Linked DNA regions of Homo sapiens: regions 2 and 3 are each linked to region 1. Evidence: chromatin loops called from intact Hi-C (ENCODE). Cell type or tissue: Caco-2. All regions are shown on one strand. Region 1 has its middle 94 kb from the start of SLC2A1-DT. Region 2 overlaps SLC2A1-DT (SLC2A1 divergent transcript). Region 3 overlaps SLC2A1-DT (SLC2A1 divergent transcript).

Region 1 (8,000 bases):
AACCCTGAGAGGAGGAATGGTTGCCAGAATTCCCCATCCAGGTTTGTGTGACTCCAAGGCTCACCTGGCTTCCCTTGATGCAGGTGGGATATGCATCTCCCCCAGTAATGCCTGATAGCTCCACATTGGCTTTCTTCCCAAGAGACCCGGCCTTGGCCCGGTCCTCTGGCCCTGCCCTTGCCCTGGCTCCTCAGAACCCTGCCCCTAAGCCCTCAGTTTTGAGTTGGAGTGTGAAAAGGATAAACACTTCCTGGGTGTGGCTGAGTCCCTCCTCCCTGAAACATTGAGACCTAAAAAAGATGGAAGAGACTTTCTGAACCCTATTTAGACCAAGAGAGGAAAAAAAATAAGGGGCAGGCTTAATGTTTACAGACAATATAACATAACCCAAATGACCGTGTCTTCTCTATCAAGGAGAAAACTCTTCAAACTAGACAAGTGGAACAAGTCTGGCTCACGGGAAGCTGTGGGCCTGCCTGGGCTGGGACCTGGCTGCTCCCAGCTGCTTTTGCTCCATTCAAGGCTGCATCAGGCAGAGATGGGGCCATTCCAGAGGCTCTTCTGGGGAGAAGGGAGGTGCCAGGAGACAAAGCCAGAAACATACTATCTCAATTTAAGCATGGGAAAAATATGGTGCAGCTAGCTTATGACAATCCTAGGCAAAATTCCAGAAGTTCCTTTCCTAAGCAGGGATTATTGGGAGCCAGGATGGGTTCACTTAGGTCAAGGCATGACTAACTCCCCAGATTACTCTTGGAGGAAGGGTAATCAGAGCATGTGTGGGAAAAGGACCACAGACTCAGAATGTAAAAATAGGACTGTGCTGTTATTGCAACTGCTCTGAGGAAGAACGAAGAGAGCTCATCAGCCAGGGTCTGAGATCCACTTCACCCCAGCCCATCACATATCAATGCCATAGGCTTCCCTTTTGAGCAGGTTGACTCAAGGATACTGCCACAATTTGCCTCTTGGGTGGCAATGGAGGAGGGGCTTGGGACATTCAAATGAGGAAGATGAAGAATTCAGAGGCAATGGATACTGATAACATCCATTTCAGAGGGGGTGGTAGTATTTGTCCAATAAAGCATTTAGGATCTTGAAAGAGGTTGCAGTTTGCCTGGGGGAAGAGAATATTGAGAGTCTCTTAGAATGCACGACATGAAGGTCTGCAGGTTAAGGACCTGGTGCCACCAGCATCACAGTCGATTTTGCTGTGGATGAGGCTTTTGAAATGTTTCTCACACATATCTTTGAGGGTAAATGGAGAAATATGGACCAAATCTTAGGGTAGCTCAGCCTTTGCATGGCTGTTTGCACCCCTCTGCCCAGAAGAGAAGGAATGGATTGATTCTGTTGGGTGCGGCTCTGCCTGCGTTATGACCTGGAGCATCAAGCAGTGTGGTCCTTTCACTAACCCATATTGGTCTGCTCTTGGGGCGCCCTGTGAGGAAGGCTGGGTGCACAGCACAGGAATGTCTGTCTACTGTGTGAGAGGAACACTTTGCTGACGTCCCTCCCCGAGTCCTGGGATTGGTCCTGCACTACTGTCCACCTGCCTGCACGGCACGGCCATTTCTACTGGATGCCATGGAATAGAGAGGTTAAAGGTTCAGGTTCTGGAGTCAGGCTGCTCCCTGTTCCAGGCTCAGCTCTACCATTTTTTAGTTGGGTGACCTTGGGACAAGTTACTTAATTTATCTGTGCTTTATATTCTTTATCAGAAAAGGAGGATAATAATGATGGCTAGTTCATAGGGTGAGAACACTGGCTTTCCTTTTTTTGACCTGTGACCCACAGTAAGAAATATATTTTATGTCAGCTCCCAGTACACACATTCCTACATATATGTACATACATGTGTATGTATAACTGAAAAACATTTTTCCAAACAACCCCTAACCTTAACGCAGGTTGACGAACCATGGTCTATTCTATTCTTTTCTTTCATTAAGCAAAATGCTAGTTGAGAGCCATTAAATTGATTTTACTATATACATGGGTCATTGGCCACAGTTTAAAATCTCCAGGTTAGGCCGGGCACGGTGGCTCATGTCTATAATCCCAGCACTTTGGGAAGCCGAGGTGGGAGGATCGCCTGAGGTCAGGAGTTCGAGACCAGCCTGGCCAACATGGTGAAACCCCGTCTCTACTAAAAACACAAAAATTAGCCGGGTATGGTGGTGCATGCCTGTAATCCCAGCTACTCGGGAGGCTGAGGCAGGAGAATCATTTGAACCCAGGAGGTGGAGGCTGCAGTGAGCCGAGATCGTGCCACTGCACTCCAGCCTGGGCGACAGAGCAAGACTCTGTCTGAAAAACAAAAAAGAAAAAAAAGAAAATCACCAGGTTATGGTATAGCTGGAGTAGTGTAGTTTCAAATGCTACAATTTTCTTCCACGTATCACATGTGAAGAGAACCATTTTCAAGCTAGAAAGTGTCCAGAAGAGAATGACCAGAGTATCCCATTCCATTGTTCTTTTTCTTCCTTCCTCTTTCCTCACTCATCCACTCATTCAATGATTATCTCTTCACTCACTTAGTCACATATATCATTGATATAAATTCCTGTTTCACCTAGAAAAGAGACTCCTGGGAAATATATGCTCTGTAAACCATGGGAAAGAGGGGATAAATCTGTTCCTTGCAGGCCTCTGGGCAGAAATGGGACTTTCCGATGGAAGTGACAGGAAGACGCGTGGGGGTCATGGTAGAGGAAGTGTTTTCCAGCCCTGGGTGCCAATGGATGACGGGTTCGGCTGCCCTGTGGGACTTCTCTCTTGGAAGTATGTGATCGGAGGTGGAGAAAGGGGGGTTTCAGTATTGGGTGGAGGGTCGGCTGAGGTTGTTCCTTCACCCTGTGCTCCACCAAGCTCAGGGATCTGCTGCAGCCACCACCAGGGCCACTATGGAGGTGGAGAGGAGACTATGTAGTTGGGTTCTGTGTCCTCACCTTACAACGAAAGCAACTCCATTTCTGTTTTATACAATGGGATTCTCCCTGCAGTTTCTTTTGGAGTGGAGAAAGGCCTGAAAACATTCCACGGCTGCTAAAAAAATTTTTTAATCCCCACACTAGGAGCTAATTAAATCCCTGTGAGTCTCAGAAGCAATCATTTCTAGGATTCTGAGACTCAAATTTTTTTCCTATAAAAACAAGTCCATTAAAATTATAGCATAAGCCTTTGTTTTGCACGCTTAAATCCAGATATAATTGAGAGCAAGAGTTAAAATAATTATAAGTGTGGCAGGAAAATGGATTGAGATGTTATTTTGTGTTGGTGGTTTTTGTCCTTCATTCCAAGTGTTGGGCGGTACCTTTGTGCTCCCTTGCCTTGGGGGTGGTATTGCTGAAGCCAGGCTGAAATGAGAAGTCCCTGGTAGACAACTGGTCTTGCAGGCTTTTGTTGTTTGAAAGCCTGAGTTTTTTGAGGGGATTGGGCTGGGAGAAAGAAAAGGAGGAATGAGATGGAATTGGGTGAGTAGGTCCTGGGAAGAACCAGCAGGATCCCAGAGGCAAGTGGTTGGTTATGTGCTCCCCATTAAGGAGCCTGGATTCCAGGCACCCAGGTACCTTTGATCCTCCAAAGCTGCAGAGATGTCAACCTACTGGGGTATTTGGGGTTTAGAGGGGACCATTATGGTTTGAGGTCTACAGTATTTCTCTAACATTAATGTATTCAGGAATACCTGAGAATCTTGATAAAATGCAGTCTAATTCAGTAGGCCTGGGATGGGGTCCTAAAATTATGCATTTCTAATAAGCTCTGAGGGACTCTGATGTTGCTGCTCCCAAGACCACACTTTGAGTAGCAAGAAGCTAAAAGGGCTGGTTCCGTGTTTTCTGGGCACGACAGAAGCCTTCCAGACTCTTGCATTCTCAAAGCAGGGAGGCCCCTTCCAATAATAACAGAACTGGAATTTCCCATCAGCACAGCATAAAGGGGTGCACTATCAGTTTTAATTTTATTTGAAAGAACTTGCAGACTTGAGTTTGTGATTACAAACACATAGCTGGGGTCCAGGTTGCTCAGGTTAAGTTGTATCTTTATGGGAATTTGAGGGTTATTCACCCTGCCATTCCTTCTGTCTTGCCCCAGGGTTGGATTTAGCAAGCAGCATACATCTGCTCTCCCTTTCCTGGGTTATAAATTCTCTGGGCTTTGTGTACATTGTTTGGGGTTTTCTGAGAAGCTGGGAGTTAGAGGCCTCTTCTCCTGTCCCCCCTTCTCACTCCTGGGCAGTTTAAGTCCCTTGAGGAGCTGCTTATCTTAGTTTCTTTGCCTGGAATTTTATCTGTTCCTTATCTTATCTTTGTCTGAAAGCACAAAATCCACCTTTATGTACCCCATCCCCACCCTCACCTCAACCTAGGATAAGAGAAAAACCAAGGAGTAATGAAAAAACCCAGAGAGCACCCCTGTTTGATGACCTCTCTTTTCAGGAAGGGAAGCAGTGTTAGTGTCAATTCTGCTCGATTACCTCTTCATCTCTACTTCCTTTGCTTGCTTAATGCGCTACCTGGGAGTATAAATTATTTTGTACAGATCCGACAAAGTATAATCCCAGCACTTTGGGAGGCCGAGGTGGGTGGATCATCTGAGGCCAGTAGTTTGAGACTAGCCTGGCCAATGTGGTGAAACCCTGTCTCTACCAAAAATACAAAAAATTAGTCTGGTGTGGTGGTGGGCACCTGTAGTCCCAGCTACTCAGGAAGCTGAGGCAGGAGAATCGCTTGGATCTGGGAGGCAGAGGTTGTGGTGAGTTGAGGATACGCCACTGAATTCTAGTCTGGGCAACAGAGTGAAACTCCGTCTCAAAAAAAAAAAATACGTAAAGGGTTACCATTCCCAGGCTAGCCCTCTGTAGCTACAGCCAACCTCAGGAAACAATTCATTTTCTTTTTTTTGAGACAGTCTTGTTCTGTCACCCAGGCTGGAGTGCAGTGGCATGATCTCAGCTCACCGCAGCCTCCGCCTCCCGGGTTCAAGAAATTCTCCTGCCTCAGCCTCCCGAGTAGCTGGGACTACAGGCACCTGCCACCACACCAGGCTAATTTTTGTATTTTTAGTAGAGATGGGGTTTCACCATATTGGCCAGGCTGGTCTTGATCTCCTGGCCTTGTGATCCACCCACCTCAGCCTCCCAAAGTGCGGGGATTACAGGTGTGAGCCACCACGCCTGACCAGGAAACAATTCTTAAAAGAGGCTTCACCTTCTTTCCACAGAATCCCTAAAAACCCATTTGTAAATGAAGCAATCTGTAAACACCCGTTGCTTGGAATGTAATGGTATCTCATATATGCGGAGCACTTTACACTTTTCAAAGGGATCTGGCATTGATCCAGCATCTACTTGCACTAGGGGTGCTGTCTCGTGTAATCCTCCCAGCAGCCCCCATGAGGAGGTATTACCACCCCTTCTCCATATTTATTTATTTATTTATTTATTTATTTATTTATTTATTGAGACAGAGTTTCACTCTTATTGCCCAGGCTGGAGTACAGTTGCACAATCTTGGCTCACCGCAACCTCCGCCTTCCAGGTTCAAGTGATTCTCCTGCCTCAGCCTCCTGAGTAGCTGGGATTACAGGCATGTGCCACCACACCCGCTAATTTCGTATTTTTAGTAGAGACAGGGTTTCTCCATGTTGGTCAGGCTAGTCTCGAACTCCCGACCTCATGTAATCCACCTGCCTTAGCCTCCCAAAAGGCTGGGATTACAGGCGTGAGCCACCACGCCCGGCCCTTCTCCATTTATTCATCCACAAATATTTAAGCGAATGAGCCTTCCTGACTTAAGCAAAAGTTGTAGAAACAAAGGTAGACGTGCTGACTATACAAAAGGAAAAAAAAAGGAGCTTAAAGGGATAGAAACCTGTACCTATGGCTTCCTTGGCCCATAAGGATGCCCCTCTTAGTATCTAAGGGATAGGAAAAAGTGATCAATGGGAAGCACTGAGATGATGGTAAGAAGGGACTCTGATCTCCTCAGCTAGGCAAAGCCATGGGAGGAATTTCTCTCCTTGGGTCTACAGTGAGTCAGTTCTCTGGGAAGTGGGTTGGGTGAATGCTGGAATTTCCTAAGTGGTGGGAGCCTGAATGTGCCGGGTCTTGTATCTGAAGAGGTGAGAGATTTAGAGCAAGGCTGTGCCTAAGCTTGGAAACTAGGTGACAGGCCTTGTCCAGCAGCACTGGCACCAGGAGTCCCAGAGTCGAGCTCAGCTTTTCCATTGACCACCCATGGGGCTTGGACCAGAACCTTTCTGGTTCTAAGCCTCAGTTTCCCCTTCAGGAAAATGGAGTGGTTGGATGGGATGCTCTGAAGGTCTGAGACTGCTCTGGTCTTCTAGGGTTGACAAGGGAAATGGCTTCCTTGCCTTTGAGGCTGAATCTGATTTCTTTCCTTCTTGTTTTTTTTTTTTTTTTTTTTGAGACGGAGTCTCGCTCTGTTGCCCAGGTTGAAGTGCAGTGGCAAAATCTCCGCTCACTGAAACCTCCGCCTCCCGGGTTCAAGGGATTCTCCTGCCTCAGCCTCCCAAGTCTCTGGGATTACAGGTGCGCACCACCACACCTGACTAATTTTTGTATTTTTAGTAGAGACAGGGTTTCATCATGTTGGCCAGGCTGGTCTCGAACTCCTGACCTCTCGTGATCCACCCGCCTTGGCCTCCCAAAGTGCTGGGATTACAAGTGTAAGCCACCCCGCCCAGCCTGGATCTGTTTTCTTTAGGGGGAGTGGGGTTGGGAGTGGGGTGGGGAGCACACGCAGGTACAGTCACACGCATGGGAGGCTGTCCTGTGCCAGGTGCTGGAGATGCAGCAATGAGCAGCGCTGACCCAGGTCCTGGCCCTTGCTCTTGGGGAGCTCACAGAATGTCAGGAAGGACAGACACTGAACAAGGAATTAAACAGTACTTCACTGAGTTAGGAGAGAGACCACGATGATGAGAAGGAGCCCACATGTGAAGGGCAGAAGGGAGTTCCAGGCAGAGGGAGCAGCCACACACAGGCTATAGGCAGAAACACAACCGCCATGCTTGGGCAACAGAGAAAGCCTGAGTGGCACAGTGGTGAGGGGAGATGGATGGGCAGTGACATGTCGCTCACAGTCTGGCTTAGGTACAGAGTCCTGTTTGGAGACAGGAAACAGGACTCGGTGACCCCCCTCTGTTTCTTTCTCCCTGTGTAGGGAAGACACACACACCCCCTTGGATATAGCCAGGTAGGGGCTGCTGCTCTTCAGCTGAGCTTTGCAGAAGATCATTCAAGTCAGGAAAAAGTCTGTTCTTCTCCCCCCACTCCCAACGGTGGGGGGGACCTTGGGGTCTCGCCCAAGGAAAGGAAGCACTGCTTCCTGGTTTATGTTGAGATGGGAAAGACTTGCCCAAGAACAATGGCGTTTTTGCAAAACACCACTTTGTTCTGGTGAGACCAGGAGGTGGTTTCCTTCGGGACCTAGCCTGGTCCCACTGCCCCAGACCTGCCAACCACAACAGCCACATGGCGTTCTCTCTCGGACCAACCTTTCATCTGAGACACTTGCTCACGCACAGCTCTGACTGGCTTAATTAACCCTTTGGGCCCCACCCTGCCCAGGCAGGATCATCTCAGGGCTCATGGAGATGTCCTTAGAGATCCCAGGACATGCTGGCCAGGGGAACCAAGTCTGATGGGATGGGGGAACCAATCAGACTTGACATTCTGTTTTACCATTCAAAAGGACCTTCTGGAAAAAGCACTCAGACCTATCCTAGGAGTGTCTCAGCTCAAAAAAGTCTTTAGAGCACCAGAGTCAGAAGGTCGTACTTTTCTTGGTGGGGGAAAAATAAGCAAGCTTTTCAAGGCCACACATACAGTTAGTTGTAGGACCAAGTCTAGAATGCATGGCTCTGACTGTCAGCTTTTAAACATGTACATGCAATCCCCTCACAATAAGTCATAGACACGAGGATAAGAAACATCCTTCAAAGGCGTGTTCTAAACACTTGTTTGCAGAGTT
Region 2 (8,000 bases), 73 kb before region 1:
TTGTCTCTAAGATGGACTTGATAATAATGAAAGCTACCCCTCACAGGGCTGTGGTGAGGATGAAGGGGTCTGGCAGCACATGTAGAATTCTTAGAGCAGGCTTTTTTCCTGCAGAGTCTTTGTTGCTATCATCATCATCATCATCATCCTCATCCTCATCATCATCTACCTCCAGGGATTCTTGGGGGGCTTAAACAAGGCAGGTTGTACAAATTATCTGGCACAGACGTCATTAAATAATAACAGGGCAGAGTGACGGGTGCTGTGATACAGGGAAGAGCTGGGAGAGACACAGGAAAGAGAAAAGACTTCTGTCTGGCTGGGTGGAAGAAGGGTGTGGAAGGTATGGAAGCCAAGGGAAAACTTCCCCTTTGCCCTCTGAAGGTTCACTGAAAAGTCAACTGACAAAAGGCAGATGAATAGCAGAAATGGCATGCAAATTTATTAATGCGCACACAGGGAGAACCACAGAGTGATTGATTACTCCCCACTCTGCAATGGGGTGCAGAAGCTTATATGCCATCTTGAGGTTACAGAAAGAATGGGGGCTTGGGGCCTGAGCGCAGTGGCTCATGCCTGTATTCCCACCACTTTGGGAGGCCAAGGTGGGTGGATCACCTGAGGTCAGGAGTTTGAGACCACCCTGACCAACATGAAACCCCGTCTCTACTAAAAATACAAAAAATTAGCTGGGTGTTGTGGTGCGCACCTGTAATTCCAGCTACTCGGGAGGCTGAGGCAGGAGAATCACTTGAACCAGGGATGCTGAGGTTGCACGAGCTGAGATCGCACCGCTGCCCTCCAGCCTGGGCAACAAGAGCAAAAAAAAAAAAAAAAAAAAAAAAAAAGAAAGAAAGAAATGAGGGAGGGAGGGAGGAAGGAAGGAAAGAAAGGGAGGCTTGGATCCTGGCAAAACAGTTTATGAGATGGGGAGAAGAGGAGGCCTCCCTAGCAAAGGTGGTCTTGTTATGTAGATGAAAGCTCACAGATAGCAGCTGTCAGAGAGAGTAGACCTTTGAAGGTACCAGACTCTCATCAGTTAGTCTGTCCTAGATCTGACAAGGGAAGGTCCGCAGAGGAAGCCTGCCTGCATCAATGCAGATGTCCCTATAGATGCAGGTCTCCCCTACAAAAGACAGCTTTGCAGGCCTACTTCTGTTCCCAGGCTCTCTGAACAGCCATCTCAAAATATGTCAAAGAAGTATATTTTGGGGTGAAATATTTTTATTTGCTGCAAAGCCTCGCTCAAAGGACATGTAGAAGTTCCCTGTGTAGATGAGGGGAAGACAGAAAGATGAACTTCTATCATCTTTGGTTGTGAGAGAGCAACCAAAGATAAGGAACATGGAGCAGTTTCATGAGCTGCGTGCTTGGAGTGAAGGGCGTGAGGCTGCACGGGAGCACTGGGGCCAGATTGCAGAGGGCTGGGAATACCTTGCTGGAGGGTTTAAACTTGACCTGGTAGGTGAGGAGTTCTTTTAATTTTTTTTTTTTTTTTGAGACAGAGTCTCGCTCTGTCACCCAGACTGGAGAACAATGGCGCAATCTCAGCTCACTGCAACCTCTGCCTCTCTGGTTCAACTGATTCTCCTGCCTCAGCCTCCTCAGTAGCTGGGATTACAGGCACACGCCACCACACCCGGCTAATTTTTGTATTTTTTACTAGAGACAGGGTTTCACCACGTTGGTCAGGCTGGTCTTGATCTCCTGACCTCGTGATCTGCCCGCCTCGGCCTCCCAAAGTGCTGGGATTACAGGCGTGAGCCACCGTGCCCGGCTTTGGTGAGGAGTTCTTACCCGTCTAAATGGCAGAATCACCCAGGGCACTAAAAATAAATACTGTTTTATGGTCCTGCCCAACAGTATTCTAAGTCAGTAGGTCTCAAGTGGGACTCATAAATCTTTACATTTTTCCTTCAACTTTTATTTTAACTTCAGGGTTACATGTGCAGGATGTGCAGGTTTGTTACATAGGTAAACGTGTGCCATGATGATTTGCTGCACTGATCATTCCATCACCTAGGTATTAAACCCAGCATCCATTAGCTATTCTTCCTGATGCTTTCCCTCCCCCGATCCTACCCCTAACAGCCCCCAGTGTGTGTTGTTTCCCCCTCCCCAATGTGTCCATGTGTTTTCATCATTCAGCTTATAAGTGAGAACCTGCAGTGTTTGCTTTTCTGTTCCTGCATTAGTTTGCTGAGGATAATGGCTTCCAACTCCATCCATGTCCCCACAAAGGACATTATCTTGTTCCTTTTTATGGCTGCATAGTATTCCATAGTGTATATTTGCCACATTTTCTTTATCCACTCCATCCCAGATGGGCATTTAGATTGAAGAATCTTCACTTTTTAAAGCTTCTCAGGAAATTCTGATGCCCACCCAGAATTGGGAACCTTTGCCATGGAAGAGGGTGGGGGGATATCTTTAAACAGGAATAGGGTCCATTGAGATGCCCACCCCAGACCTCCAATATATGGGGAGAGAGCTTGAGAAGGTGGGAAGTGTGTGTAGGAGACTCTGACCCCCAGCCTTCCACCCCTCTCCAAAGCAGTCCCACACTCTGATGTTTACCACCAGGGCTGACCCCTGGAAGTGCCTCTTCCCTATAGCCCTCTGGATCCAGCAAGGACAGACAGCCTTCCCTCCTTCCTTCCTTCTTCCCAACAGTTTTTGAGCCCCTCCACGATGTGCTGAGCATGCTGTTGGGTACTGAAAGTGAATAAAATAGGTAGTTTCTCCCCGCAACCTCCTGACCTAAAGCTTTGGGTGATTCCTGCTGTTTTGGCTCTGCTAAGCATGAAGTGCGTGTCATCAGGCATGTGGCTAAGCACAAGAGAGCTGGGACAGGAGTCCACCCTGGGGGCTCAAGCAGTGGCTGCAGGGCTCAGTGGTCCAGCCTCCAGGCCCTGTGGCTTCCTGGTTCCCCCTTCTCACAGGCCCGGTCTCTTGTCCTGGCTCTAGCCTTGCAGGCCAAACTCCCAGGCCGTGCCCTCGGTGCCCCCTACCAGGGGGGTCCTGGTGCATGGGGTAGGAGTGAGCTGTGCAGCCGCCTTCCCACCTCATCTTACACAGGAGACAACAACATTGGGTAAGGTCTGAGCAACTCTTCCCAGGGGCAGGGTTAAGGATCATTTCCTCACAGGGGTAGCAGAAACAACAAACACAAGGAAATGACAGGGATGCCGAGGATTTCAGAGCACACAGCTCCGGTCCAGGACGGACTCCCACAGAGAGATGGGGGGAACGCTCCCGGGGCAGCTTCCTCACCTCCCTCTTGGAGTCGGCTCTTGTGTCTTCATGCTGTGTTCTGTTGTTTCCTTTCATCAGGATCCCTTGCCCACACCAACCCCACCCACACCATCACCGATGGCACTGTTTCACTCGCTCATTGCCATTCATTTACTTCTTCCTTTCTCATTCAACACATAGGTACCATGTGCCAGGCACAGGATAAAGCCATAGGCAATATACAGCCTCATGTGGTGTTCCCAGTTGGATGGGGTCACCAACACAATCAGACAGCTCTAATATAACATGATAATTGCCACTGTGGAGTTGTGCATAGGGTGTTATAAAACCAAGGAGTAACCCAGGGAAGGCTGATTCTTGAAGAATGAGTAGGAATTTATGCAGCGCATACCAAGCAGTGAGAATAGCAAATGCAAAGGCACGAAGTTTGTGATGGCTACAGCATGGCAGGTTCAGGGGAGCAGAGGGAGTGGAGGCAGGGAGATGAGCAGGGGCATCCATGAAGGGCCTGGGAAGCTGGGCTGAAGAACTAGAACTTTCTGCCTTAGGCAGTGGGCAGCCATTGGAGGATTTTAGGGAGAGAAGGGACATGGTCAGATCTGCATCTTTTTTTTTTTTTTTTTTTTTTTTTTTGAGATGGAGTCTCACCCTGTCGCCCAGGCTGGAGTGCAATGGCGCAATCTCGGCTCACTGCAACCTCCACCTCCCGGTTCAAGCGATTCTCCTGCCTCCCGAGTAGCTGGGATTACAGGTGCCCGCCACCACGCCTGGCTCATTTTTTGTATCTTCAGTAGAGACGGGGTTTCACCATGTTGGCCAGGCTGGTCTCCAACTCCTGACCGCCCGCCTTGGCCTCCCAAAGTGCTGGGATTACAGGCGTGAGCCACCACACCCAGCCAGATCTGCCTCTTAGAACAATGCTATGGAAGTTGATTTTGGGGAATGGGTGGAAGAGGCAGAGGTCAGGCAGAGTGTTCAATAAAGAGGATCAGACAGGCCAGGTAGGAGAAGCTGATGCCTAGCCTAGGACAGGGCAGGTAGCTCAGCAAGTGTGAGCACCTCTCAGTGTAAGAGCTGAGGTGGGAGAGGGGCAGATGGGCTGTGGAGCTGGCCACACTAAAGGCAGCTGTGTGTTTGCAGGGCTCAGGACCAAAGGGAGGCTGAGTCAGGAAGGCACTCCTGGGCTTCTGGCTTGAGCAGGCTCAAAGTCAACAGATGCAGCTGCATCTGTGTCTAGCGATTGGGAAGGTCCACAGCAGGACTCCAGCTCATACCTGGGAGTCAGGGCAAAGTCCAGCCTAGGGAAGAGCCCCCAAGAGCCAGGCTGGGTGTCAGGTGGGGCCCTTGTCCTGAAGGGAGAAGAGACTACAAGGTAGAGCACCAAGCACACCTGGCTCTGGCACCTTTACGTCTCTGGCCACTTCTCTCTTATGGCTCCCTGTAACAATGAGATACGGACACCTGGAGGCACCTGGGGCTAGTTTCTTCCTCATACCTGCCCCGCTCCGATGAGGCTCCCTCCAGGCTCCGCATCTTGACTTAGTTACAACCTGATCCTGAGCTGGGACCCAAGGGTGTCCTGCTCCTGGCTCCAATCTCCTGGTGAGGATGAACTTTGGTTTGGCTCCACCTGCTCAAGTGCCTTCGGAAGTGTGCCCACCTTGCCAGCCTCGTCAGAATGCAGTCTCAGGATGATGAAAGAGTTCAGGAAATGCCACCCCAAGGTACGTCACTTTGGACTTCAAACTGAGAGCATTTGAGGAACAGCAAATGCAGGGAGGGACTTTCTCTGAACTTCCCTTATCTGCTTCAAGATAAATCCTCCAAAAGGAACTCAATGGTTATAACTCCCCTCCCCAGGAACCTCATCAACCAGAGAAGAGTAAACTCAGATCACAGGACAGGAGACTGGGGGTCAACACCACCCCCAGACAGACTTTATCACATATCACCTATTCTTCTGAAGGCCCATTCATCTTTCCTCCAAATCATTTACTCTCTCCTAAGTTGCCTGAACCCTCCCTCCGCTCACCCCCTTTAAGAGGTATATATGCTCTCACTGAGGTTTAGGACATTTGCTTTTCTTTCATGTGATGCCCCCATGCATGTAGTATATTTGTGTACCTTTTCTTCTGTAACTCTTTCTTCTACTGTCAGTTTATTTCATAGAGTCAATTACCGAACCCTCAGAGGGTAGAGGGGAAATCTTCCCTCCCCTGCAGTGATGCTCTGGGACTGCCAGACACCTGGTGTCTAATAGACACCAGAACTCACTCCCAACAGCCCATTTGGGCAATTAGTCGCTCATATGATAAACATTTTTTTAAACCCCCAAAGTGTACCAGTCCTTGGACTGAAAGCTGGATTTACAAGGTCAAATCAGATTCAGTCCTTGTGATAGAAGAGTTCATAATACAGTGGAGCCAAACGCATGAAACATAACACAGCCTATTACAACACAACGCGACATGACAGCTTCACACATCCCAACACAGGATACAAGGGCTCAGGTCTGGTTTCTAACTTCTGGGGCCTCAGCTGAGAAAAGGGCAGCTCCCAGTGAAAGGAGGCTTATTAATTAGGGAGGGAGCTTATTGGAATGTCAGCAGTGGAATGCAGAGGGGAAGAGACTCTAAGTCAGACTAGCTGCTTCAGTCCTGGCACCATAATCTTGGATGGATGACAGAACTCTCTGTGCCTTAGTTTCCACATCTACAAAATGGAGAGAATAATAGTGTGTATGTCATAGGGCTTAAGGATTAATTGAGATAATACACGCAAAGTGCCTGGCACAGTGCCTAGAAGGTATAGCAAGCACAATAGCATTAGCTGTGTGGTTCTTGTTGCCATAGAATTATAGAACCTGATTATACTCTTAGGTTCTTGGAGTCAGAGAACTGTAGAATCATAGAACCCTAGGACCTTAGAACCTTAGACATAGAGGTTTATAAATATATATAAATATAACGTGCACCAGAATATTAGCTAGGAGGGTGAAGAAGGGAGATCTCCCCATTCCTTCAGATTGAGGCGAAATGTCCTCTAATGCCTGAGTTCCAGGGCTGTCACATTCAGTTGCTCAGGTTGTACCTAATATACCTCTAAAGAAGGCCATTCACATAGACTTCGATGTGAATGGAGTTCCTTAGACGCAGCATGACATGCACCATTGCGTGAGAAAGCCCACATTTCTCCCAGAGAAGTCGGCTAAGTCCCAGGGGGCTTACACTTAGTACCATAATCTCTGCCTCCAGCAAAACATGCTGGCTTTGTCCTGAGCCACACTGACCTGAATGTGATGAAACTGAAACTTGGATTCCATATAAAAATAAAATCACTCCTGCACGTTGTGCACATGTACCCTAAAATTTAAAGTATAATAATAATAAAGTTAAAAAAATAAAAATAAAAAAATAAAATCACTCTCCTTAAGCATTCCCAAGAGCAGATTACACAGAGGTCCAGAATGTTCTGGAGAGGTATCACATCTTGTGAAGCACAGCTTATTGCTACCCAGATGTACAATGAGATGTGAGCTATTCCTCCCTGACCTGTCATCTTTCTGCTCACTTCTCTCCCTCCCTCCCAATTTGCTCCTCAGGAGCCCAGGCATAAGCTATCCCAGGCTCTTGGTGGGGTCTTAACTCAAAGCCCTTATCAAAGCATTTTCCTCAACAAAAGTAGTTCCTTTTCCTAACAGGAATTTGGGCCATATGTTTAGGTTGTAATTTTTGTATGCCTTATCATATTTAGTGCCACTTATAAAACCTGAGACTCACAGAATTTTAATAGCAAATAATCTAAGAAACAAAAATTTTGGAATAACCCAGCCTAAGGACCACAAGTTCTAAGAATTGTGGAGAATTTCAGAATCCCAAAAATCTTAACAATTAGAAGAGGCCTTAAGGGGTCATTGAGTCCACACCTTATTCAACACAGGCATCTCCTCTGCAACATTGCTGGCAAGTGCTGATACTGCCTCTGCAACAACAACAAAAAAGCATACTTCTGAGAAAAATTGGAAGACAGCTTGTTATCTGAACTATGCGTAGACTTGAATAATCTATTTTTGTTTTTTTTGAGATGGAGTTTCGCTCTTGTTGCCCAGGCTGGAGTGCAAAGGTGCGATCTCAGCTCACCGCAACCTCCGCCTCCCAGGTTCAAGCGATTCTCCTGCCTCAGCCTCCTGAGTAGCTGGAATTACAGGCATGCACCACCACACCCAGCTAAGTTTGTATTTTTGGTATTCTTTGTATTTTTAGTTTCTCCACGTTGGTCAGGCTGGCCTCGAACTCCCACCCTCAGGTGATCCACCTGCCTTGGCCTCCTAAAGTTCTGGGATTACAGGCATGAGCCACTGCACCCAACCTGAATAATCTATTAGAGTCTTTATCTCTAAGAAGAGAAATACATCTGAACTAAAGGGTAAAAAATGGCATGTTTTAATTGGTAAGTCTAAATGCAAAACGATGACAATAAAATTTTAAAGGACTGCTTCCTTCTTAAGCTTTATTTTCGTCCTCTGTCAGTGTATTGCTAGACTCATCTTTCCCAGACACCCAGACCTCCCACGAGAGTATGTACATTCCATTTGGCTTGATTTCAAGTGCTAATGTATAAAGCTTCTGGGTTCTGGGTCTGGCAAGCTATTTCTCATGTTCTCTGATAAAATATTGAAAACCATCTCTAAGGTCTTCCAAGAGGGGATATGTGGAAGATACATTTCAATTTTCCACTGCATTTCA
Region 3 (8,000 bases), 88 kb before region 1:
CGTGGGTGAATGACTGAAGGAGGGAAGGAATGCACGAATGAGTGAGCAGCTAATCTACCTGTGTTGAATGTTCCTTCCCCTCCAGTCCGTCCTGCTGATACTTCCAGTCTTTCCTTAAGTACCTTTTGGGTTTTGCTACTTCCCTCCTCAAAGTCTCTCCACAGCTCCTTGTTTCTTAGCACATCCAGTCTATGCCTTTTCCCAGTTGCGGGTCTGCCTTACTCAGCCCATGGGTCACACTCACCAAACAGCCACCTTGTCCTTCTCTGGGCCAGCCCCATGCTGGCCACTTTCCCAGGGACAGAGACATGTGACCCCATTGTTAGCCTCATGGAGGCCCCAAGCTGGAGGAGGAGCAAGAGGGGAAATGAGCAGCAACAATACCAAGTCAAGCGTAGAGGGTTAAGAATCTGTACAGGTGCAGAACTTGTACCACAGGGGAAGGAGAGTGAGTAGAGAGAGCATCTGGGAAGGGGGAGGTCATGCTAAGCAGGGTTTGGAAGACTGAATAGGAGTTCACCAGATGGATTGAGGGAAGGCCATTCTCAGCAGAGAGAAGAGCATGTGCAAAGGCAGCAGACTGCCAGAATGATTACCTAGGGAACGTGAGAATCTCTGGGCCACTCTTAGAGATTCATGATGGAGCCCCAGATCCGGACTCTTTGAGTCCCAGCTCTGCTATTTACTTGCAAACATTCATGGGCAAACAATGCCTTCTCTTCTCTGAGCCTGAAGACCCACATCTGTAAAATAGATATAACAAACCCTTCCTGGGTAGGCCTGAGGGAAAGTGGATGTTTATAAAGGCTTAGCTATGTAAACTGTACTCATTCTTGACGTGAGAAGTTCAGTCAAATCCCCATCCCATGGTAGGGCGGTGCTTGAGGAAAAAGCACAGTGGCCAAAAAAAAGCTTTTCCTTCACCCACCCCACCCCACCTGCCCACACACAGACCCCCATTACCTTCTCTGTGTTCCTCTCTGTGAATGTTTTATGACCCCTGGAGGCTACTGGTCAGAAGCAAATTCATCAGAAGCTATTGACGCTGCATCACAGACTAGATTCTCAGGTGGACTGGTTTGTTATTTGGGTGGCTGATTCCTTGGAAGCAGAATTTAACTCCAACTAGGGAATGAGCCCTAGAGAAGGCCCCAGGAAATAGCACATGAGCAGAGAAGGTTTGGGTGCAAGGGGAAAGGGGAGCAGGAGGGGCACCTAAGTAGCCCCTGTGGCTGGGGCATGGGGGCTTAGGGAGGAGAAGAGACTGAAGAAGTGGAATCACAGAGGCTCCCAAATGCCAGGTATAGGAGTTAGGGCTTTATGCAGTGGGTAGTGGCGAGCCATGGAGAGTTATTGAGCAGGGAAAGGACCTGAGGAAACCTCAGTGTCCCCACAAGCCTACTCTACCTGAGGCACTAAAGGGGGTGTGAGGAGGCTGTGGAACCCCAGCATTCAGCTTGAACGACCTAGTGCCCCTTCCCTAGTCTGCGCCCACACTGACAGCTTTATTCCCTGGAGGCTGCCTTTAGTCCTGGACGGAACTCGGCCTCTTCTGGGTCCGATTCTAAGCAGTTCCAGCCCCAGCTAGTCTGGAGGAAAAGAGCTCTCTGGGACTGGCTAGCAGGGAGGTGTCAGGTGCCAGGCGGATGCTGGAGCCTAGTGTGTGCCTCAGAGCACGCAAGTGGGTGGGGGAGGGGTGGTGGTGGTGATGGTGGTGGTGGCAGGGCCGTGCAGGGCGGGTCCTAGCAGCTCCAGAGTTAGGAGTGAGTAAGGCGGGCTGGGAAAAGACTCTGTTGCCTTTAAAGGCAAGCGTCCCTGGCAGCCAGGAGGAAAGGTTTTGCTGAGTCAGCTACAATTGGTACAAGAGGGGATAGCAGGGGCTGGGACGGAAGCCCCCCTAATCCAAAGGGTGTTTTGCAATTCAAATCCTCCTGGATTGCAGGTAAACACAGTGATGGATTCCAGGAAGGTCTGATGGGCCAGGCAGGACAGTTTTGTGTGTTTAATGTTTTCATTCTGATTTGCACATCTGCTTGAACCACCTGCTTTCAGAAAGCTTTTCGGCATCCCTTCTTTATCTTCTGTATGCCCTCCGACCCTCTGCAAATGCACTTATCAGGGCTACCACCTGCTCGCTGATGCTGGGGGAATTGAAGGCACATACTCCCCTCCCTTCTCTCCTGACTACCAGGCTTTTCTGTCCAGCTGCCTCCAGGATGTCCCTCTGGATGTCCCACAGGTCCCTCACACTCACCATGCTCAAACCTGAACTCATTATCTTTGCCCATCCCTTCCTGTCCCCACCCTAGAAATGGCTCCTCTAGCCACCAAATTGCCCTAGCCAGAGATCTGGTATCTTCCCTGACCCCTCTCTGTCTCCCTCATTCCCCATATCCAGTCAATCCCGTGGACTTTGCCTGCCCATCCCGTGGACTCTGCCTGCCCTCTCCATGCAGACAGTCCCTCCTCCAGCATAGGCTAGGACCACTATTCATTCATCCTCCTCCCTGCCACCACACTGGTCTCTTTAAAATGCACAGCTGACCACATCACTGCTTTGTTCAAACATCTTTCCATGGCACGCAATAATGTGGCTGAATCTCACAGACATATTGAGTGATAGCAGCTGTGCGAAAGAGTGTGATGTCATGTGTATAAAGTTTAAAAACAGGCAAAACTTATCTCCGGGGTAACAGTAGTTACCCTTGGAAGGGAGGGTCGCGACTCTGGGGGCGGGTGCTGGTAATCAGGGTGAGGCAGGTGGAGACCAGATCAGCAGTACTGATGTTTTTTCCTTTTGCCTCGAGCTTTAATATGACTCAGCACAGCATGTTACTAATCCTGTTTTTATTTAAAATTTTGATATTTTGTCATCATGGATTTTTTGCATTAATTCTGGTTTTTCAAAAATACTGCATTAAAAATATTATTTATCCTGATGACAGAGTCCGCCGCCCCCCTCTACCCCCCTCCACCCCTGCTTAAATTTTACAGGGGAGGTGAGTGCCTTTCTTGTGACACCCTGTTTCTGACCGTGTTGGTAATGTTGTTTCCTCATCAGGGTGCTGGTTGCGGGTGTGTTTAGTTTGTGAAAATGCATTGAGGTGTGTACATTTCTGATTTTCGTACTCTTCTGAATGCATATTTTGCTTCAATTAACCAAATTGAATTTTTTTTTTTTTTTTTTTTTACTTAAAATATTTCTGTAATTCCAAGGGAGTGTCTCCATCTGCTTCTTCCAGTGTCCCCAGCACCAAAAACAGCACCTGCCTCACACTGGGTCTCCTACATTTTTGTTGAATGAAGGAATACAACATTTCAGTTAATTTAATTCCAACAGCAACTCTATGAAATAAGTATTTCTCTATTTTCTTTTTTTTTTCTTTTTTTGAGATGGAGTCTCACTGTTGCCAGGCTGGAGTGCAGTGGCGCAATCTCGGCTCGCTGTAACCTCCGACTTCCGGGTTCAATAGATTCTTCTGCCCCAGCCTCCCAAGTAGCTGGGATTACAGGTGCGCACCACCACGCCCAGCTAATTTTTGTATTTTTAGTAGAAACGGGGTTTCATGATGTTGGCCAGGGTGGTCTCGATCTCTTGACCTCGTGATCCGCCCGCCTTGGCCTTCCAAAGTGCTGGGATTATAGGCGTGAGCCACTGCGCCTGGCCTTTTTCTCTCTGTTTTCTAAAGGAGAAAACTGAGGCTCAGGGAAGTAATTTGCCCAAAATCACACAGGTAGTGTGAGTTCCAGCACCTGGATTGAAAAAATAAATGGAGTCAGGTGTGGTGGTGCGTGCCTATAGTCCCAGCTACTAAAGAGGCTGAGGCAGGAGGATTGCTTGAGCTCAAAAGTTCAAGTCCAGCCTGGGCAACATGGTGAGACCCCATCTCTAAAAATAAATAAATAGGCCAGGCGCAGTGGCTCACACCTGTAATCCCAGCACTTTGGGAGGCCAAGGCAGGGGGATCATGAGGTCAGGCATTCGAGACCAGCCTGACCAACATGATGAAACCCCATCTTTCCTAAAAATACAAAAATTAGCCAGGCGTGGTGGTGTGCACCTGTAATCCCAGCTACTTGGGAGGCTGAGGCAGAACAACCTATTGAACCCAGGAGACGGAGGTTGCAGTGAGTTGAGATTGCACCACTGTACTCCAGCCTGGGCAACAGAGCAAGACTCCGTCTCAAAAAAAATTTTTTTTTAATAAAAATAAAAAATAATAATAAATGGATGACTTGACTCTAGAGAAACTTGTTTTAAATCAAATGCTGCCAGATTCTCTGCCTTTAAAGAAAGCAATAAAAACAACAAAAACTCCAACTGGCACTGCCTGCTCTGATCCAGCAACAGTACAAGCAGTTTGCTTTGCCTGGCTCTTATCGCTTAGATTACAATTATTTGAGCCTTATCTTCCTCTGAGATAATGACCTCCTCTAGGGCTGGGGCTCAGGTATTCCTGTCTTGCCTCTGTCCAGCAAGTTATTTGGCACAAGAAAGAAGCTATAAATGTTTAATAAATGAATTAATCAAAGAATGAATGAAGGAGGAGGCTGACAGTGGTATTTGGTGGGTGGACCACAGGTTTTGGAAACAGACCTGCTAGCTATGTGTCTTTGGGCATGTTACCTCACCTGAATCTCAGTTTCCCCAACTGTAAGATGGGGATAATAGCAGTACTCACCTCTAAGAATTATTGTGAATATGAAGTAAGGAAACGTGTATCAGGTGACTATCCTACAGTAAATACTTGAAACGTGGTAACTATTATTATTTCCATTTTTTTACATTCTCAAAGCCTGATTTTCTTCAGGGTTGCAGGGGTCTTCCCCTCTCAATTTCCACGTATTGTTTTCTGGAGGTCTGTGAGGTTGGAAGAAGAGGACCTGATGATGCCTCCCCGAGGAGCTTTTCTTCCCCGTGGGGTGGGCAGAACTCTGGAACGTTCCAAAAGTCTGGCTTCATGGCCCAGCTCCACCTTGTGATTGGCGAGTTCCTTATTACCAGTGAGCCTCAGTTTTCTCTCTGTAAAATAAGGCCCATAATAATCTTTTTTTTTTTTTTGAGACGGAGTCTCACTCTTTTTGCCCAGGCTGGAGTGCACTGGCACAATCTCGGCTCACTAAAACCTCTGTCTCCCGGGTTCAAGCGATTCTCCTGCCTCAGCCTCCTGAGTAGCTGTGATTACAGGCGCCCACCACCACGTCCACCTAATTTTTTTGTATTTTTAGTAGAGACAGGGTTTTACCATGTTTGGCCAGGCTGGTCTTGAACTCCTGACCTCAAGTGATCCACCCGCCTCGGTCTCCCAAAGTGCTGGGATTACAGGTGTGAGCCACCGCGCCCGGCCCTCTTTTTTTTTTTTAAGACCCAGAATGATGTTGACCTTGGAGATCTCTGGGGAGGATTCAATGGCTTGGCCCTGGGCCTGGTGCACAGTAAGCCCTCCACAAGTGTTGAGTCTGAGGAAGTAACCTGGCACCCTGAGGCTGGGGGAACAGCAAGGAGACCAGAAGGATCCTGAGAAGCCCAAGGACTGATGGGAAAAACAAATAGCCTGGCACAGTTTTGTTTTATTCTTAGAATCATATTTCTCCAGAGAAGTGGAAAAACAATGCCTTTCATGCCGATATAACTTTTTCTTTCTTTTTTTTTTTTTCTTTTTAGAGGTAGGGTCTTGCTATGTTGCCCAGGCTGGCCTCAAACTCCTGAGCTCAAGCAATCCTCCTGCCTCAGCCTCCCAAGTAGCTGGGACAACAGGCCAGCACCACTGTACCTGGCTTTGATATAACTTTGTAACTCTGCAAAACTCCTTCCCACATGTCATTCCTTGGGTCCTCCCCACACCTTATGCTGCAGGCAAGACTAGAATTATTCATGTATCCACAGTTGTGAAAACTGAGGCACAGAGAAATTAAGCCACTTGCTTGAGATCACAGTGAAGAAGGAATTTGGAAGCAAATTGAAGGTGTAAAACCTGGGCCTCCTGACTTATAGATACCACCATGCAGCAATTTGGATCTGAAAGAAAGCACACAGCTTATGCCCAGACAGAGCAGCCGGTGTCTAGCTGTGCCCGCTTGCCCCGCCCAGCTCCCACCTGGATGCCACCTGGCAGTCATATGCACATTCATCACGGAGGAGCTGGCTGACTCACACATTATACTGGAGCTGACTCATGCTTTGCAAGAGGGAGAGAGAATCGGTTGAGAGCCACAGGAGCCCCTGCTTTCCACATTGAGGCTTGAAATTCATGCCTCAAATCCACCGCAGTTCATTTCTTTAAAAAGGGAAAGCAGTGTGAGCTGGCTGGAGCTGGGGATCTCTGGACTCAGAGAAGAGTGGTTTGGTTCAACTCTGGGCTCTGTTACAAGTTGGCTGGGTGACTTCGGGCAAGTCATTGTCCCTCAGTCTCTTCAGCTTTGTAACAAAGGGGTTGCAACAGATAAGCGCCAAGACTCTTCAAGCGTCTGAAAGGCTGTTCTTGCTCTGGGTTGAGAAACCTTGTCATAATAATGTTGTATGTGTTGCTAATTTACTATGTGCCAGGTAAGTGATTGGTATGGAGTTATTAATATCTCATTTAATTCTCATAACGAATTCTAGATTTACTGTTTTTTATCCTGTTTCTCAAAGGAGGAAACTGAAGCACAGTTTCAGAGTGATTTGCCCAGGGTTGAGTAGGTCAGCAAGTGGCCGAGCTAATAATTGAACCTGGTTTGTCCCCAGACTTTGTATAAAATCTAGTCTAAGGCCGGGCGTGGTGGCTCATGCCTGTAATCCCAGCACTTTGGGAGGCCAAGGCGGGTGGATCACAAGGTCAGGAGTTGGAGACCAGCCTGGCCAACATGGTGAAACCCCATCTCTACTAAAAATACAAAAATTAGCCAGGCGCAGTGGCAGGCGCCTGTAATCCCAGCTACTCGGGAGGCTGAGGCAGGAGAATTGCTTGAACCCGGGAGGCAGAGGTTGCAGTGAGCCGAGATCGTGCCACTGCACTCCAGCCTGGGTGACAGAGCAAGACTCCATCCCAGAAAAAAAAAAATCTGCTCTACACCTTTATCCTGTTAGACCTCAGTTTCCTCACTTAAAATTAAACTACATGACATAAATTTTACCATTTTACCTATTTTAAGATTACAGTTCAGTGTCATTAAGTGCATTCACACTGTTGTGCAACCATTGCCATCATCCATCTGAACCCACTAAATAATAATTCCCCATTCCCTGTTACCCCTAATCCCTGGCAACCTCCGTTCTACTTTCTCTGTGAATTTGACTACTCTAGGTATCTCATTTAAAGTTTCCTCATCTTTAAAACTACGATAATAAAGATCAAGTGTTATTCAATCCTTCTCCCAGTAGCGCGGTTGGCTCAGACTTGAATTTAAGTCCCAGTTCTATTCACCTACCCCTCAGGCAGGTTGCTTAACCCCTTTGCCTCCCTCATTCCCATGTCCCTAAAGTTGGGCTGGTGGACCCTGATGGGATGATCACAGGAGACAGTGGGGATGAAGGTACTTGGAAAGCCCAATGCCACTTCTAGAACTTGTTATACCATCTTCCTGGTGGGCTGGAACCCTGGCTTAGATTTATAGGTGTGACAGCTGGGGAGGCTTTAGAATGGCACATTACAACCTGGCCAGTGCCCAACCCAACATTTGGGGCTGAGGCTGGGAGGCAGAAGCCACATCAAGGAGGGCTTTGACTGTTTGGCTATAGAGCCCTCCCCTCATGGAGCTTACATTCCAGCCTGTACACCTGGTATTGTAAAGTGGCTGGTGTAGTCTTTACTTACAGAGACTGCTCAGGCAGTAGTCTGTCCTGCGTGTTTCTTTTAACTGGTTCCTGCTCAGGCAGTAGTCTGTCCTGCGTGTTTCTTTTAACTGGTTCCCGGAGGCCTGGTCTTGTGGCTGAGAGTCCTATCTTCCCTATTTCCTTAAAGTAATGATTGTTAGGATATTTTGGTTGCAAGTATCAATGCATTTAAACCAGCTGTCAC

The links. A loop is a pair of places that touch in the nucleus more often than their neighbours do. Peaks named below come from ENCODE experiments on the same cell type or tissue, not always from the same donor. Only the 100,000 strongest peaks of a DNase experiment are listed, where the experiment ranks them.
Region 2: it touches region 1 in a loop (9-fold over the local background); 5 of 110 quality-filtered maps call a loop at or near these places.
Region 3: it touches region 1 in a loop (9-fold over the local background); 9 of 110 quality-filtered maps call a loop at or near these places.

What each region holds. Positions count from the first base shown.
Region 1 is chr1:43,049,088-43,057,087 of GRCh38, forward strand. No RefSeq gene overlaps it. Among named protein-coding and RNA genes, the nearest start is that of SLC2A1-DT, 94 kb to the left of the region's middle. In Caco-2, no CTCF peak of the experiment used is centred here; DNase peaks (open chromatin) are centred at 3,363 and 4,204.
Region 2 is chr1:42,975,608-42,983,607 of GRCh38, forward strand. SLC2A1-DT (SLC2A1 divergent transcript) reads left to right here. Exons shown (of 4, transcript NR_033967.1): 4 at 7,518-7,751. Among named protein-coding and RNA genes, the nearest start is that of SLC2A1-DT, 21 kb to the left of the region's middle. In Caco-2, no CTCF peak of the experiment used is centred here; DNase peaks (open chromatin) are centred at 4,514, 4,934 and 5,765; H3K4me3 peaks cover 621 bases.
Region 3 is chr1:42,961,128-42,969,127 of GRCh38, forward strand. All of the region lies in intron 1 of SLC2A1-DT (SLC2A1 divergent transcript), which reads left to right. Among named protein-coding and RNA genes, the nearest start is that of SLC2A1-DT, 6.1 kb to the left of the region's middle. RefSeq lists a silencer at 1,551-1,845. In Caco-2, no CTCF peak of the experiment used is centred here; DNase peaks (open chromatin) are centred at 1,732, 2,124 and 4,397.